Linked DNA regions of Homo sapiens: regions 2 and 3 are each linked to region 1. Evidence: chromatin contacts called from ENCODE Hi-C data. All regions are on one chromosome and are shown on one strand. Each heading gives the region's core, a stretch centred on a gene start or an enhancer-like site at or near the end of the contact. The rest is flanking DNA. Distances are from core to core; before and after follow the strand shown. Region 1 holds the start of PCF11 (PCF11 cleavage and polyadenylation factor subunit). Region 2 holds the start of LINC02728 (long intergenic non-protein coding RNA 2728). Region 3 has its middle 25 kb from the start of LINC02695.

What was found. Hi-C counts contacts between places; a loop is a spot of excess contacts on that map. Pooled maps may share reads with other maps.
Region 2: a pooled map shows a loop between it and region 1 (6-fold over the local background). The contact joins the promoter of LINC02728 here to the promoter of PCF11 in region 1. A Hi-C loop is called at or near these places in 8 of 50 pooled maps.
Region 3: a pooled map shows a loop between it and region 1 (4-fold over the local background). The contact joins the enhancer-like site here to the promoter of PCF11 in region 1. A Hi-C loop is called at or near these places in 2 of 50 pooled maps.

Annotation. Positions count from the first base shown.
Region 1 is chr11:83,155,734-83,158,463 of GRCh38, reverse strand. It overlaps PCF11 (PCF11 cleavage and polyadenylation factor subunit), which reads right to left and starts at 1,333. Exons shown (of 16, transcript NM_001346413.3): 1 at 833-1,333. The coding sequence starts at 1,024. RefSeq lists silencers at 168-227, 1,678-1,757 and enhancers at 1,028-1,277, 574-1,363, 1,428-1,477.
Region 2 is chr11:78,428,478-78,431,207 of GRCh38, reverse strand. It overlaps LINC02728 (long intergenic non-protein coding RNA 2728), which reads left to right and starts at 1,372. Exons shown (of 4, transcript NR_120564.1): 1 at 1,372-1,508.
Region 3 is chr11:86,217,272-86,220,001 of GRCh38, reverse strand. No RefSeq gene overlaps it. Among named protein-coding and RNA genes, the nearest start is that of LINC02695, 25 kb to the right of the region's middle. Within about 2 kb of position 1,366, at least 4 of the 41 ENCODE cell types and tissues checked have a DNase peak (open chromatin) inside an H3K27ac peak, as active enhancers do.

The sequences.
Region 1 (2,730 bases), core at 84-2,583:
GGGAAGGGAGAAAAAGAGAAAAGGAAGAGGAGGAGGGACTGAACTTTTCAGAGAAACTGCAAGTACTTGTTACCCTCTGGGCCAGTTCTCCACCTACAGGTTGGATAAGATCTCCTCCCCCCACCCAAACCCCACCCTCAACCCCACTTGCCCCTATTTTGGGACAAATTAGACCCTCCAATAGGAGAATAAAAGTTTTATCTAGCCGCCCCCACCCCAAAATGGGGCTGACGGGAGTGAGCAGCTGCCTGGCTGGCAGGGAATGGATTCTCCTCTCTTCCCTTTCGCATCATGTGCTTTTCAGGCGCCATGTTGGGCTCCTAACAGGCGGCTGCTCCACTCGGGGCCAAATCCCTATTCCCACCCACCAACAGCTCGCTCCCAGGTCCCCCTTCACCTCCTTCCAACCCACAGAACACAATTACCAAAAAGGGTGCTTGGGGAAAATGGGAGACCCACTCTCCCACTTCCCAGGGAATTAAAATGGCTTATGTTAACTCTTACTTCCCCAAACCACAAACTGCCTTTAAGTCTCCCCCACCCCAAAGGGCTCTATTCAAAGCGTGTGTGTGTCGGGATATACAATGCGGTGGCCTAAAAAGGGAGTTGGAAAGCGGAAGTGGGACTCCACCCTTTATCCTCCCCACTCCCTCCCCCCCAGAGGCCCATGCTCGAAGCCTGGGCCAAAGACCGAGCCTGAGTTGGAGGGGGGTGGGGGGGTTGGAGAGAAGGAACACTGTCCCCCTTGGGATGGAAGCGAGACCTGGGATGAGGCTGACACTAAAATCAGGGAGTATTAGAAGTAATAGGAGGCTGCGGGGTGTATAAAAACCTTGGCGGTTTGGGCCTCGATGAGAGAGACGATCTCCTTGGCGAAGGGCAGGTTCTCCTCGGCTAGAATGGTCAGCATATTGATGTGCGGCTTGCTATTGAAGGTCAGGTCTTCGAGCGATGACTGATAATCCCGACAGGCGTCCTCCCGGGCCCCCGCAGCACCGGCCTCGGCCGGCGTCTGCTCTGACATTGCGCCGCGGCCCCCCTCCGAGGTCCGCTGCAGCTGAAGCTGAAGCCGCTCTGGATACCCCGCCTCCCTTCCGACTCCTCTTCCTCTCCCCGGCTCTCTCGCGGCTCCGGCTTCACCACATGCTGACCGCGGAGGGGGGATGGGGGACGACACAGGGGGAACCTCGGGTATGAAACGCCGCCGTCTCGCGGGTGATCTCCGTCCACTTCCAGCCGCCACAGAAGCTTCTTTCTCCACAGACACAAAATGGCGGCGGCAGTGGCGGCTCCAGCTCCGAAAATGTCTGTGTTCCCAACCGCTGCGTCGTGCGAAATGAACTAGGGGAGGGGAAATGTGCGGTAAAAGGGCGGGGCCACTGATAAAACCAGGCGTGATTGGCTGTCCCGGCAACGTCACGAGCCCCGCCCCCGGCCCTTCCGCAGGACGCCCTGGCACCGCCTTCTTCTCCGGCCTCTACCCGGACTTTCGCAACATCTACTGCTCGGAGGCGCACTGGAAAAGACGGCCCTTCTCATTGGCCGATTCATAAGGGACTGTTCGGTCATTTGTTACCATAACAACCCATTCAGGGAAGCCAATAGGCCTGGGAAGGCAGTTCCCGCGGCCCAACCCAACCACTTTGAGAAGAAGACTCAGCCGTCCCCTCTTCGTCCCTCCCTCTAGCTTCCCAGCCACTGAGCGGGCCTGTCAATCATCTTTCCTCCCGCCTGCCCCGTAGCTGCTACCGACGGTGGGGGTTGGAGGGAGCGGGGGTTGGAGGGAGCGGAGGCTTTCTGCCGCCGCACCCCCTCTCCCTTAGCGTCTCAGGTGCTCTGGAGAGCCAGGGCGGGTCCAGCTGCCCCTCTGGGAACTGGGAAGTGGGAGGGAGGTGCCCAATTTACCCGGAACTTCGGAAAGCACTGCTGGAGAGTTTCTTCCAGCACGCCGCTTCCCACACCCACAAAAATACCTAGGCGAGCTTGCCTGACTTGAATCCCCAGGAAAATGCCTTTTATTTAGAGATTAAGTGTGAAAGGCTTTTTCCTTGGGGGTTTGGAGGAGCTCTTTAAGGAGCCCACTATGAGCTCTAGGAAGAGTTTTTCACAACAGCCACACCCAGCTGGACCGTAATATCTCCACTGTGAATCTGCATTTCAGAACCTCCTTAGCATACACTATTTGGGGCACGTAGGAAAACACACACGCGCATGCACTTTTGTTTTAAACTTGTGGGGCTGTCTTCCCAGGTTGGAAATGATGCTCGTAAAACACACAAAGCTTTCAAATAGTTCACCGTGGAGCTGCGACATAACACAAACCAAACGTAATTTTTTCATTGAGTAGCGATATTGACCTAAATATAAGCTTTTAAAATGTGTCAATTACGGGCTGGGCGCGGTGGCTCACGCCTGTAATCCCAGCACTTTGGGAGGCCGAGGCGGGCGGATCACGAGATCAAGAGATCGAGACCACCCTGGCCAACATGGTGAAACCCCGTCTCTACTAAAAATACAAAAATTAGCTGGGCGTGGTGGCGTGCGCCTATAGTAGTCCCAGCTACTCGGGAGGCAGAGGCAGGAGAACCGCTTGAACCCGGGAGGTGGAGGTTGCAGTGAGCCGAGATCACGCCACTGTACTCCAGGCTGGTGACAGCGAGAGTCTGTCTCAAAAAAAAAAAAGTGTCAATTACCTAAAATTGCTTTTCCATTGCCTTCCGTAGGCTACTA
Region 2 (2,730 bases), core at 123-2,622, 4.7 Mb after region 1:
ACCTTCCTTTTAGGATCATCTTTGAATTGTGGATAGAAAGATACATGAAAGAAACTTTGATAGGAATTATTAATATCTTCCTCGAAGTCACAGACCTTTGATTTTTCAAGGTAATAATCTGAAAATAGATACATGGTGAGCCTGTGTAACAAAGGTTTTTTTTCTGCAACAGGTGCCCATGTACACAGCTGGAACTGTATTTTGCCGAACCTGAGCCATCTACAACTGTGATTCTTTGATTCATAACTTTCTCTACACACTAGCTCAATAAGAATTGCTGGTTTGCCATTTTCCTAGGAACCTAGTTTTGAAAAATCTTGGAAAGAAGATAATTCTTCCCGTTTATGATATATGAACTACTCCCCTCTGTATTTCTCCTGATTCCTAGTAATTTACCTATTGTAGCTTCACTGAATAGGAACTCACTATCTTAATAGAGATCTTTTATTTATTTATTTATTTATTTATTTATTTAGAGACAGGGTCTTACTCTCTCACTCAGGCTAGAGTGCAGTGACGTGATCACAGCTCACTGCAGCCTCAGCCTCCCAGGCTCAAGTGATCCTTCTGCCTCAGCCTCCCACGTAGCTGGGACCACAGGCACAAGCCACCACACCCAGCTAATTTTTGTATTTTTTGTAGAGACAGGGTTTTGCCATGTTGCCCAGGCTGGTCTTGAACTCCTGGGCTCAAGCAGTCCTCCCACTTTGGCCTCTGAAAGGGCAGGGATTACAGGCATGAGCCACTGTGCCTAGCCTTATTTTTTGGAAACGGTCTTGCTTTGTCGCTCAGGCTTAAGTGCAGTGATGTGTACATGGCTCAATGCAGCCTCGACCTCCTGGGCCCAAGCAATCCTCAGCCTCCCATGTAGCTGGGATCACAGGTATGTGCCACCACATCTAGCTAATTTTTTATAGAGACAGGGTCTCACTTTGTTGCCCAGGCTGGTCTTAAACTCATGGGCTCAAGTAGTCCGCTTCCCTCAGCCTCCCAAAGTGCTGGGATTACAAGTTTGAGCCACCACACCCAGCCAAGAAGTTTTTCTCTCCTCAGAGAGCTCTGGTTGTTAGAAACTTCTACCTGAGAATAAGGAAACCTGTCTCTCTGTATCATGCAAATGGAATAAAATAGAAACACAACTCCTCCTGTTTTCCAGTATAGAACCTCTAACTGCTCAGGTGGACTGTCTGTCCTTCCCTGAAGTGCTGCACCCCTCTGTTATTCATCAGGTCGTGTGTCCTTATAATGGGCATTTCTATTGGTACATAAAAGCTTCCCTCTCCTGTTCACTCAGCTGCTACCCAAGTTTCCTGTGATACCAATCTTAGAAGAGCTTTCAAGTCTCCACTGCCTCCTTCCTATCTGCCTTACAGCCTGTGGTGGTTGCCGAAGAACTTTAATTACAGTGTCAGAGTGTTCAGGGACAGTCCCAACTCCCTTCATGTGAGGATTGCAGAAATGGGCTTGGATCGTATACAGACAGCGTTATGAGGCATTGCTGAAGAACAGTAAGTTCTTACACAGAAGTTGTCAACTAATATATGCATTTTCTTTGCCATACCCCAAGAGGCAGGAGCTGATTCCTATATAGTTAGGATATAGCTGACCAATGTTCTCTTTAAATGTAATTTCCATCTGCCACATTTTAAATTACAGGTTTTTGCATCAGGAAACTGTTGGGTCCAATTATTTGGTGCCTTGGAAAGGGCATTAAATGCATAGTGAGAAGATCCTGGTTTAATCTGACATTCCACTTACTAGGTGTAGAAGCTTGAGCAAGTTAATTAATCTTTGAGTCTGTATACCCAGCTGCAAAATGAGGATAATGCTTATCTTACAGAGTGTTGTGAAAGCAATGAAGATTGTGTGAAAGGGTTTCATAAACTGACAAGCACTGCACAAATGTAAGGTCCCCTAAGGAAAACCTTTTCAAAACTCAAAATCTATATGAACAGAGATACTTATTCATGTTGGGTGGAATGTTTTACAGCCATTAAAAATTGTAAGAGAAAATATATTGAAAAATACAATCTAAAATGGTGAGTTTGCAATTACAACAGTGTAAAACCTGTGTACATAGACTAGAATATGGAAAAAATGGATTACAGGGTAGTGGAATTGAGTGACTTTTGCTTTAAAGACTCTTAGGTATATTAGGTGTATTCAGTTTAGTTCAATAAACTTTTATTGAGCTCTCACTCTCCCAATCCCCGTGCTAGATTCTATGAGTGCTGAGACAAATAGGACATACTCCCTGCTCTCAGAGACTCCCATTCTGTACAGTCTTGTCAAAGTTTACTGTGTATGTGAATCACTGCGGAGCGTATTAAAAATTCACATTATCTTACTCCCACCAGAAGATCTGATTCAGTAGGTCTGTGATGGAACTAGCTCACAATTTACATTGTTTTAAACAGTCACCCTGAGTAATTCTAGTGTAAGTATTTTAATTCTGTACTGAGAAACCTGCAGTGAGATTTTAATATTTTTACACTAAACGGTAAGTAATAATTATACAAATCTGCTCATTGAAGAAGTTACCTGTTTTCTCTGCATGCTTGAGCTGGTTTTTATGTGTCTCTATCAAGGATGGGAAGGCCAGCCTGCAGTGATACCCCTTGGAACCCTTGCAGTGTAGAAACTACCACACCTCTCAACTTTTATCTCTTTTCCTCACTCCATTTCTCCCCACCACTTCTCCTAATGTTTTCTTCTTTCTATGCAAGTGTT
Region 3 (2,730 bases), core at 117-2,616, 3.1 Mb before region 1:
TTAAGCCTAACTATTTTTCAGTTCTTCATTTGACTCAAAAAGTAGTTTGTTGTAGAATAGAAGCTTCCCCTTGAAACAGCATATGGCAAGACCTGGAATTAAAAATAGACTTAACCACTGAAAAATTCTTCCATAAAATTAAATTAAATACGTAGTACAATTCTCTTTTACCATGTTATCCTCAATGGATAAAGATGAACTTTTCTCCTTATTAAAATTGAGAATGTTGCAGAATATTTCCATTATGTGCGAAGAAAAGAGGAACTGGCACTTATTAGCACACATAGTATGCCAGTCTCTGTGACAGGTGCAATCTGAGCGCCATCCTACCACTATGCTTGAATAGAGAGATGGTCATACAATGTCAACATGGTAATAAACTTCAGAGGTCATATAACCCACTGCTTTGGTTCTTTAGAGAAAACGCTGAGGCCCAGAGAGTAGGTTAGTGATCATTCAGTTCATTAAAAACCAAATGGGACTTGAGCTGAGTTTTCTGACACTTAGTCAGTGTTCTTTCTATAACATACTGGTATTCTCAGGAGAGAATTCGTCATGACTTATAGTTACATAGTCACCATTCTTTCCTGTATCTCTGTCTGCCCCATCTCTTTCTTCTATTTCTTCCTTTCTTTGTATTTTTTCATCTTTAACAGTAATGTTTTCTCTATTCTTAGAAAATTGGGTGTTTGAAAACAGCCCTCAACAACTTAATTCAACTTTTATCTAATGATTATTAACTGAATACTGCATCTTAGACACCGTGCTGGGTAATTGGTTGGATACAGTAAGATAATATATACAGATATAACTAAAATACAAGGCAGTGTATGATAAGAACTTTGTAAATAAGTTTTACAGGATTTCAGAGGTAGGTGTGGGGAAAGTGGCCAGTGAACTGGGCTTTTAAAGAATGGAAAAGGTTTTCATAAGGATAAGGGCTGAAGGTAGGACAATAATTTTACACAAATTGAAGAGCAGTAATAAGGATACAGAAGAAGGGAGCAACGCAAGTTGGAGAGATGTCAAGTAGAATTGTATGAGTAACAAACTGTCTTACAGGAGAAAATGGAGGACAAGGCTGAGAAACAGGCTGTTTTATTTCTGCAGCAGGGCAAGGGATCCTTCCCCTTATCAAGGCTAGAATACAAAGAAGGTGGAAGCCCCTATGACAGTCAGCTGTCATAGAAGTTGTAGATAGGTCACCTAGAGGCAGCACTGGAAACCAGCGAAAGTCAGCAATCCAGGTGACAAAAGTATCAACGAACTGGTACGAAAGCTACTACCAACTGGTACAAAAAGAACCACAGTCCAAGGAGACGCTTACTAGCACACGCCTACCTCCAGGGGGTGCTCAAGGCTTCCGTCCTTCCTTCCAAAGAAAAAAGATCTCTGAAGAGACTCCAGGACAAAATGGGGATTTCAGATATAGATGGAGGTTTTAGAGAAATGATTCTGCAGGGGATTCTGTTGAAGGAATAAAGTGGTTATAAACAGAAGTGGGCTGAGAGACTTTCCCCGTCAGTGACCTCTGGCGACTCGGCTTTTGTTAACTCTTGTAATGCTTTCATCTTTTCATCTCTTCACTGCCTTGGGATTGGTGTCTGGGACGTTCTCAAGTCAGGAGGGCAAAAGTAACCTCAGGGAGTCCACTTTGTTCAGTCCAGCTGCTGAGGCAAGAGATCTGATAGGGTTTGGAGCCCAGCATGAACTGGCAGCAAAGCATAGGCGTTTGTCCAGCGTCCTCTGTGTATGTGTTGGATGAGAAGCTTGTGCAGTCACATGCAGGATTCAGAATCCTGGCAGATTCTGAATCCACCTCCTAATTGTACAAGATTGGCATCTGGTGTGGTCTCGCAAGGGACTAAGATTTAGGAGGAAGGAAATTCATAGCAGGATTCTTGCTGCGAGGAAATCTTACCCAAACCTTTAATTAGTGATTACCAACAGGCAGAGATGGATAACTATTTCTAAAGAAAATGTACTCTTGAGAGGCTGAGACTACAAAGGCACATAGCTGCATATTTGTGAGGCTCCATCCCTTATGGTGGGAACAGAATCTGGCCTCGCCAGGAGTCACTTTTGGGACTAGAACATCCTGCCAGCAGAAGTCTGGAATTTGGAGAAATGCAAAGCCAATTGTGAGGTAGATACCTTCTCTACAAAGTAAAGATTGTGTTCTTGGACAGAGCCAGCCCTCATTTAATTTAGGAGTGAGAAGGTGGAAATGCGAGAAGCAATGGCTTGAATCTAGGATCCTGGAGAGGTGTTTAATCCGTAGGAATGAAGCAGACCTGTGAATGACATAGGGAAGAAGGGTGCCAATATCATAAATTGTTAGTTTTGTTAGTTTTAGTCCACGGTGGTGTTCAGACACAACTGTCTGGGAGGGAAGGCAGCCTGCACAGGTGTTGAACTTACCCTAGCATGTGGGTGTCAGAATGTCACAATTAAATCTTATTTTTTCTTTATACATTCAGAGAGCATTTAAAAAATTCTATTCTATGGTTCCAGTTATAGGAGTCACATTATTATTCTAGCATGCCATCTGATATTAAAATAATTTAATATGAAGGCCTATGGGTTCTAACACAATAACTTCTTATCCTATCATTTACATACTTCTAATTTCTAATATCTCCTATTTTATTCTATTTATTTATTATTTAAAGGCAGGGTCTTGCTCTGTCACACAGGCTGGAGTACAGTAGCTACGATCATGGCTCACTG